Regions from separate parts of the Homo sapiens genome. Here region 1 is linked to region 2. Evidence: chromatin contacts called from ENCODE Hi-C or POLR2A ChIA-PET data. All regions are on one chromosome and are shown on one strand. Each heading gives the region's core, a stretch centred on a gene start or an enhancer-like site at or near the end of the contact. The rest is flanking DNA. Distances are from core to core; before and after follow the strand shown.

The links. A loop is a pair of places that touch in the nucleus more often than their neighbours do. ChIA-PET counts read pairs that join two places held with the same protein, here RNA polymerase II (POLR2A). Pooled maps may share reads with other maps.
Region 1: a pooled map shows a loop between it and region 2 (7-fold over the local background). The contact joins the promoter of TMCO4 here to the promoter of CAPZB in region 2. A Hi-C loop is called at or near these places in 1 of 37 single-sample maps with no recorded cell type and 4 of 50 pooled maps. POLR2A ChIA-PET finds 5 or more read pairs at or near these places in 1 of 52 experiments (activated CD8-positive, alpha-beta memory T cell).

What each region holds. Positions count from the first base shown.
Region 1 is chr1:19,797,925-19,802,370 of GRCh38, reverse strand. TMCO4 (transmembrane and coiled-coil domains 4) reads left to right here and starts at 2,455. Exons shown (of 16, transcript NM_181719.7): 1 at 2,455-2,516; 2 at 4,156-4,234. RefSeq lists an enhancer at 1,787-2,287 and a silencer at 2,211-2,710.
Region 2 is chr1:19,483,704-19,487,710 of GRCh38, reverse strand. CAPZB (capping actin protein of muscle Z-line subunit beta) reads left to right here and starts at 2,172. Exons shown (of 9, transcript NM_004930.5): 1 at 2,172-2,275. The coding sequence starts at 2,273. It also overlaps a transcript of LOC105376819 not described here. RefSeq lists enhancers at 1-336, 2,370-2,878, 2,879-3,386, 3,387-3,895 and silencers at 1,596-2,325, 2,356-2,465.

The DNA.
Region 1 (4,446 bases), core at 1,206-3,705, 310 kb before region 2:
ATCAGTTTGTTTGCCAGGTGCGGTGGCCCACGCCTGTGATCCCAGCACTTTGAGAGGTTCAAGAGTTCAAGACCAGCCTGGCCAACATGGTGAAACCCCATCTCTACTAAAAATACAAAAAAATTAGCCAGGCATGGTGGTGCGCACCTGTAGACCCAGCTACTCAGGAGGCTGAGGCGTGAGAATCGCTTGAACCCAGGTGGTGGAGGTTGCAGTGAGCTGAGATTGTGCCATTGCACTCCAGCCTAGGCGACACAGCAAGGCTCCGTCTCAATAAAAAATAAAATATAATAATAAAGTAAAATAAAATCAGTTGGTTTCTTGTCCATCTCCCTCCACCCATCCCCCAAACCAGAATGTAAGCTCCATGATTTTGCTGGAAACACTTTGATTCTCCTGCTATACCCTCAACATCTAGAACCCCACCAGCCACTCCACACATCCTGGTTGAATTAGTCAATGGTTCATTAGAAGGCTTCCCCTTCCACAACTCCCTAAACATTCCTTTGGGGGAGAGTTACTTAGAGGAAACAAAATTCTTCAATGTCCAATACCAAACCTAACAAAATCTCAAAAGCATACACCAAAAGGGGTAAACATATTTTCTCCATCTTTCCCACCCATAGCCTCAATGATGGGATCAGGAACTGTGTGCAGTGGGGGCGACTAGGGTGAGGGTTGGGTGCCGGGCAATGGCTGAACAGGGTCCAATACCCAAAGACAAGTGTGTTCAACACAAGGTCTCTAATCAAATTAGAGACAGGGCAAAGCAGGGGAGTGCAGAGTGGTGCCTGGTCCCACAAAGCTGATCTGCTGGAAGGGGCTGCCAGACATTAAGAGGAGGGCTGGCTGCAGTTCTCAATCTTGACAAAGCTCACATGCTCAGATATAACCCCTTATTCCCCTAAAGCCTGCACACGATTGACCCATTTGACCCTCACAATAACTTCATGGGTGGGTAGAGCTGCCCTTCTTGGTCCTGATTGGCCAGTGGGGAGATGAGCAGATGAAGGAAGGAACATTTCACAGGTGCGTGAGTCCCAGGCTCTGAGCTGGGATGCTGGTCTCTGACCCCCGTCGGTACCTTTTCCTCCCATAACCCTAGATTGTCTTCACTGGGAGTAAGGGCAACAGCTTCTGAGGCCACGATGATTCATGCCCTAGCTCTGGCACTCATTAGCTCTGTGGCTTCTGCATTGTCTGGACCTGAGCCTCGGTTTCCTCTCCTTCAGAGTGGGTGTGATGAAATTTCACAGGGTTGCTAGGGGAAAGAGATCCATTCATTAAGTGCTTCTTTTGAGCACCTGCAAGTGCTAGGCACAGTCCCTGGGGCTGGGCACACAGCGGAGAGCAAGGCAGCCTAAACCCGCCCACCTCCAGGGCTTTTAAAGTCTAGTTGGGGCTGCGCGGTGGCTCACGCCTGTAATCCCAGCACTTTGGGAGGCCGAGGCGGGTGGGTCACCAGAGGTCAGGAGTTCGAGACCAGCCTGGCCAACATAGCAAAACCCCGTCTCTACTAAAAATACAAAAATTAGCCGGGTGTGGTAGCACACGCCTGTAGTACCAGCTACCAGGGAGCCTGAGGCAGGAGAATCGCTTAAATCCGGGAGGCGGAGGTTGCAGTGAGCTGAGATCGGGCCAGTGCACTCCAGCCTGGGTGACAGAGCGAGACTCTTATCTCAAAAAAAAAAAAAAAAAAAAAAAAAGAACTGTACCTGGCGCGTAGTAGGTGCTCGGTAAATTTGTTCAATGACTGAATGTGCTGGGTGCTCAGGGAAGACTCTCAGATCCCATCCCAAGAGACCAGAATGGAAAGCAGGAAATGGATTGGGGGAAAGGGAGGTCTGAAGGCAGAGAGTCCCAGGCACGGGAGCCTCCAGGCAGAGGCCCTGAGACAGGACCAAACTTAGCGTTAGGGAAAATGAAAGTAGAATCAGGAAGAACTTAGATATCTGAACACTTTGCAAACTACAAAGTGCTGCATACACGTGCGGGAAGGCGGTTTCTGCGGCTGGTTCTTTGTTTACATTATACATTTTTGAAGACTTTGTCTTCAAAATGTGGCTTTGGGGCATGCCACTCTCGGGGCCGAGTCCTTCGCGGGCAGTTTCTGCAAAGTCCAACCCTGCAGGGCCCTTCTCCCGCGCCGCGCTGTCTCGCTGCTTCCTGGAGGGTAAATGGACCCACACACAGATGTGGCGCCGCGGGCTTGCCGGTCACCTGCAGAGGCCGGCACCCCTGTCGCGATGGGTGGTGGAGGTGGGGCAGAGGTGGGACGAGCCAGGTCGGGACCCGCAGCTGGCGAGTCAGAGCCTGGAAGGCCCCGCGCCCCCGCGCCGCGCTCCCTAAGTGCTCCGCCCGGCCGGTGGCGACCAGGCGCGCTCGGGGCAGGCGGCGGGACGGGCCGGGACCGGGGCCGGGACGCGGCGGGGAGGGGAGGGGCCGGGCCGGGCCGGGCGGGAGGAGCCGCTCGCCGGTTTTGCCGCCTCCGCCTTTGCCTTCGCAGCCGCCTCCAGGTAAGGGGGCCCCGGAGGAGCCGCCAGGCCACGGTGGCGCGCACCTCGCTGGGCCACTCCCCGCCGGCCCCACGCGGGGCACTCGGAGCCCGGCCCAGCCCCGGGGCCCTTTGCCCTGCGCCCCGCCCTCCACCCCGGGGACACTGGACCCACCAGGAAGCGGCCGCGCGCTCCCTGGCGCTGCCTGCCCTAAGCCCAGGCCGCCTGCTGGTGGTTGGTTTGTTTTCAGAGCCGGAAGTGCTTTTAGAAATCTTGGGGAGGCAGAGGGGGAAACTGAGGCTGGGCGGAGCACTCGGGCGACTCCGGCCTCGGCCTCCGAGTTCTTAGAGGTCACCCAGCCGCTCCCTTGACAAATGAGGACGCTGGTCAAGGTCAGAGAGGAAGGGGGCTTGCCCAAGGTCACAAGAGGTCCCTGTGCTTCCCCTTGCCCCACGTGGCCCCTCCACGCCCCCGTCAGGAAGGCCTCTAGGACTCCCCCGCCTCCTGTCTCCCTGTCCCCCCGCAGACTCTCAAACAGAGAATTCCAGGAGGGCTTGGGGAGCCTCTGGAGAAAAACCAGGCTCCTCATGTTACAAGGAGGCCATGTCTTCTGGTGCCCATGCCTGAAGTTACAGGAGGGAAGAATTACTGCTGCTGACTTTTGAGTGGATTTTACAGCTGGGTAAACTGAGGCTCAGAGAGGTGAGGTAACTTCCCCAAGACCACACAGCTAGGAAGCAAGAGATAAAAACCTGGGCTACCTGCCTGGAGAGCCTGACCCAGTGCTTCGCACAGAGTTGGCCTCCACAATGCCTTTGCCCTGACCAGGCTGCCTGGCCCTTCCCTGGGGTTGCACTGGGAATTAGGAGCAGGGCCAGGCTAGAATCCCAGACTACTACCTAACTCGAAGTAGGAGTCAGCACATGAGCCCCCTTTTTCCTAACTCAGTGTTCATTGCAGAAAATATGACACTCTTTTAAGCTTTGGGAACATCCATTTGTTCATTCACCAAATATTTGTTGAGCACCTACTGTGTGCATTGTTTAGGCAACGAGGATACAGCAGTGAACAAAAAGGAGCGCTGCCCTCAGGAAGTACACTCCAGAGGGTGGAATAAAGCCCTGCCCTTCAGCCTGGGGAGGGAGGGCTGGGCACAGGGGAGACCACTGGCATTTCCCCAACTGTGAAGTACATGAAGACAGCAGAAGAGATCGGTATTAGAGTGGCCTCAAGCCCTCGTGTGCAGCATCAGACAGAGATGGGCTCAGGTGCTAGCTTTGCAGCTTTGTAACTGAGTGGGATCAGGCAAGTTAAATGACCTGTCTCCAAGGTTGTTGTGAAAATTAAAGGAGCTGAAGCCACAAAAGGCCCAGTGCAGTATCTGACACTTTGGGAGACTTTATACTTTTTAGTCCTAAGGCCCAAGGAGGAGTTGGACAGGAGGAGTTCATCGATTAGGTTGTCATAGCTCAGCATGTAGCTCCCACAAAAGCTGGGGTCTGGAGAGTTCCTCATAAGGCTCAAACCATCTCTCTCTACTCTGGTACCACTGGGCTACAAAGGCTGATCAGCCACCAGGGCTGGCTAACGTGGGACCTAAGAAATGTCAGTGGGTGGTTTCTCATTGTGTTCTCTTTTGGCCTGTGTGTTTTGTAAACAGTGTTGTACATTATAAACCGGGGCTGCTGATGAGGAGTGGGGAACTGGCTCTCTGGAACGTGTGACAGCAGGCAGAAGGGGTGAGAGTGAAATCCAATCCACTTTCCATTTAGCCGACCTCCGCTTCAAGCTGCCCTGATATCATGGTACCACCCTCTGCCTAAAACCCCGCTCTGGCTTCCCATTTTCTTCTTTCTCCTTTTCTTTTCTTTTCTTTTCTTTTCTTTTCTTTTCTTTTCTTTTCTTTTCTTTTCTTTTCTCTCTCTTTCTCTCTCTTTCTCTCTCTCTCCCT
Region 2 (4,007 bases), core at 923-3,422:
TTGCTCCCTCCTTCCCTTCAGCTATATGATCAAATATTGCTAAGTTAGGCCTTGCCTGCCTACCTGTTTGCTTGAATTTTTCTCATTATCTCTAATCACTACCCGACACTGTATTATTATTATTACTATTTTATTTTTGAGACGAAGTCTCTCTCTGTCGCCCAGGCTGGAGTGCAGTGGCGCGATCTCGGCTCACTGCAAGCTCCGCCTCCCGGGTTCACGCCATTCTCCTGCCTCAGCCTCCCGAGTAGCTGGGACTACAGGCGCCCGTCATCCCGCCCAGCTAATTTTTTTATTTTTAGTAGAGACGGAGTTTCACCGTGTTAGCCAAGATGGTCTCGATCTCCTGACCCCGTGATCCGCCCACCTCGGCCTCCCAAAGTGCTAGGATTACAGGCGTGAGCCACTGCGCCCGGCCTCGGCTAACTTTGTGTATTTTTAGTAGACGGGGTTTCGCCATGTTAGCCAGGCTGATCTGGAACTCCTGACTTCAAGCGATTGCCCACCTCGGCCTCCCAAAGTGCTGAGATTACAGGCGTGAGCCACTGTGCCTGGCCTTGGACACTGTATTTGCCTGGTGGCCGACTGTCTCCCTGACAACACTCAAGCTCCACAACCATGTGGGTTATTTTGCTCATTGCTCTATTTCCAGAGCCTAGCACAGTGCTTGGCACATAGCAGATGCTCAATAAGTATCTACTGCGTGTGCCATTCTCTTCCTTGAATTTCTGTAATACTCATCCAATACCATTCTTGCGAGACTTACCCGTATGCTTTTTCTGCCAGTGGCTACCTGTGAAAGCTTCGACTTGTCTATGAGCTCCCTGAGGACAGGGCCTGGCTCAGGGAAACAATTCCTGTCATCTGTGCAGTTTACCATCCCCTCACAGATCGCCTAATTTGATTTAACCAAAGCAAACAGGCCACGGAGGCAGATATTGTTAGCAATCCAGATCTCTCCTGCTACCTAGACTAAGCTTAACAAATATTTGATTGAGAGAGAGAGAGAGAGATTGGGAGAGAGAAACTTGAGTCACTTTGTGGAGCGAGGAAGCCCTTCTGGGCTAATGGAATGGTTCTCTGTAGCACATTCAACAGTACTCATAACAGCTAGCATTTGTTGAACTTAATTTTTTTTCTTTTGAGACAGAGTCTTGCTCTGTCGCCAGGCTGGGGTGCAGTGGCGCGATCTTGGCTCACTGCAACCTCTGCCCCCGGGTTCAAACGATTCTCCTGCCTCAGCCTCCCGAGTAGCTGGGACTATAGGAGCGAACCACCACGCCCAGCTAATTTTTGTATTTTTAGTAGAAACGGGGTTTCACCATGTTGGCCAGGATGGTCTCGATCTCTTGACCTTGGCCCGCCTCGGCCTTCCAAAGTGCTGGGATTACAGGCGTGAGCCACCGCGGCCGACCTGTTGAACTTAATTTTCTAATCTCTACCTGTGTCATCCTCACAGATATTCTGTCTGCAGCTATACCGGCAGGGATCTTTATGTCTTATCTGTTATCTTCCGGTGCCTAAACAAGGCCTGGCACATAGTAGGTGCTGAATAAATGGCGTCAGCCCGAGGCTCCTCAATTCGTGCCCGGGCTCAGGTGCAGCGCGGCGCTCCAGATCCTGCCGTAGCGAGCGGCAGCGCTGGGCTCCTGCCCCGCTCCCGGCGCGCTCCCCCAGTGCTGGGTTGGGCTGGGTTGGGCTGGGCCGGGCCGGTCCGCGCTCGGCGGCAGTTCCGGGTGCGCCGCAGGAGTGAGCGCGTGCACGGGGTGGGGCGCGGAGGGCCGGTCCCCTCCCAGCCGCGGTGCCTTCCGCATCCCCGCCCGCGGGGACTGTGGGGTGCGGTTCCCTCGCCGCCACTCGCTGCTGCAGGCCCAGAGTCGGGGACTGGACCTCAGACAGCCAGGAGACCTTTCCGCCCCGGCCCGCAACCCGTGCCGGGGACTCCCGGCAGCCGCGCCGCGCAGCGCCGCGCCCCGCCCCGCCTCGCAGGCCCCGCCCCCGCACCCCGTCGGCGCCCGCCTCTCGCGCCGCTCTCCATACTTGGCGATCGCCGCAGCCCCGCGCGCTCATTGGCCGCGAGCTGGCGGCGTGGGGGGCGGGCCCGGGCCGGGCCGGGGCGGGGAAGGAAGGTGGCGGCGGCCCGGCGCGGGGGGAGGGGGGTGCTGACCCGGATGTTCACTCCTGGGCACCCGGGGAAGTGGAAGCGCCGGGCCCTGCTGCGGGGGGGAGAGCCACTGACGCCGGGACCGGGACCGCCGCCGCCGCCGCCACCATGGTAAAGGCCGCACGGCCCCCTCCCCGGCCCGGGGGCCCCTCCGGAGCTCGCGTCCCCCTCCCCCTGCCCATCCCTGGCCTGGGACGGGTGGCTTCCCGGGGTGGGGGAGGGGCGGGGTCCCGGACCCTGGGTGGACCCGGTCCCTCCCCGCCCAGGAGGGTGCCGCCGGCGCGGACGACTTGGGTGGCAGTGACCCTGCCCCCGCTCCCAGCCCCCGCCCTTGGCGCAAGCTGGAGTCCCACTCACTACCTCTGTGTTCAGGCTGGTCTCTCCCATAGCCCAGGCTAGACCCTCCCTCCCGAACCGTGTCCCCAGCCAGGCACCCCCTCGGTGACCCTGGCGTGGGCCCCCTTCCTCCCCCGGTCTAGGGCTAGGTCTGCTTTCCCCCGTCTCTCCGGCCCAGGCTAGGCCGTCGTTTCTCCCTGCCATGGCCCAGGCTAGGCCGCTGCCTCCCTCTGTCCCTCCCCCTTTGCCTTCTCCATGGCCTCAGGCTGGACCCCGGTCAGCCCCTTCTGCAGCGGCCTAGGTTTGCTTCCCCTCTTCTCCGTGGCCTCAGCCTGAATCTCCTCTTCTCTCTGTGAACTTAAATCTGGACCTCCTCTTCTCCGCCCATGGCCCCCGTCTGGACCTCACTGCCCCCTCCCCACCATGATCCCCTTCCCTGGACTTTTCGCCACTCCTAGCGTAACCTGCGTCAGCCCCGCTCGGTCCCCGCCCTGAGCCTCTCATCAGGGTCCTGCCCCCTGCCTGGTGCACGACCCAGGGTCCCCTTCCCTGTACCTGGGGCGCGCCTTCTTTGCAGCCTTTGGGGAGCGAGGGGAGCTCTCCATCAGGGATGGGGTGGTCCCGGTGCTGTGCCTTCTCAGTTGCCGCTTCTAGGGAGGCCGCCTAGGAGCCAGCGAGGGAAGGGCGGGCATCGGTGTGCCCAGAAGGCAGCGCGCTGCTCTGCGGGCCCTTCTCGAGGCTGCCGCCGTGGGTGCTGTGCGTGCGAAGCATTCTGCAGGGCAGGCCGGGGTCCACGGCGCCCGGGCCTGAGTGGGAGCCGAGGGGCGAGGATGGGTGGCCCACAGGACAAGGATGAACGCACAATCGCCCTTGTGAGGCCGTGGCCTTGGGGGGCCACCAGGCCCTGGATCCAGCATATGGCCTGGACACGATGCACCCAAGCAGGCGCAGCCTCCCCTTCCCTCTGAACTGTCAGCTTGCAAGGGTTGGAACTGCTGATTATGGAAGTCCCTCGGATCAGGTGAGCAGAACGCCTAGGGAGAGTGCTGGCTCCGCTCGTGGTGTTTGTTTTGGTAAAGAAGGCAGATGCTATCCAGACTTTTGAGGAACCTGGGGTTTCACATAGGCCCCCACAGATAGACCTGCCCTCCTGCCACTTGACCCTTCTGCAGGACAGGCCCAGCACTTAGGTTGGAAGGGCCAGAGAACTTCTTCCTGACAGGATCAAGGGATTTTTGGAGCATGTTTGTATGTGGACTTTGGGCCTCAAAGTGTTTTGAGGACCATGGTTCCTTGTTTAGTCAAGGGATGTTGCTGCTGAACGAGGGTGAGTAGTTGAGATGGGTTAAGCTTTCTTTTGATGCCTTCCTGTATGCTGATTAAAAACATGGGCAATGCCACTTTTAAGGCCTTCGGATTTGTCCAGTAACTTTGGCTGAAAACTCCTTGTTTGGGGAGGTGGGCCTGGCCCCAGGCCTTGATGGAGAACGACTTCTCCAGGGCAGTG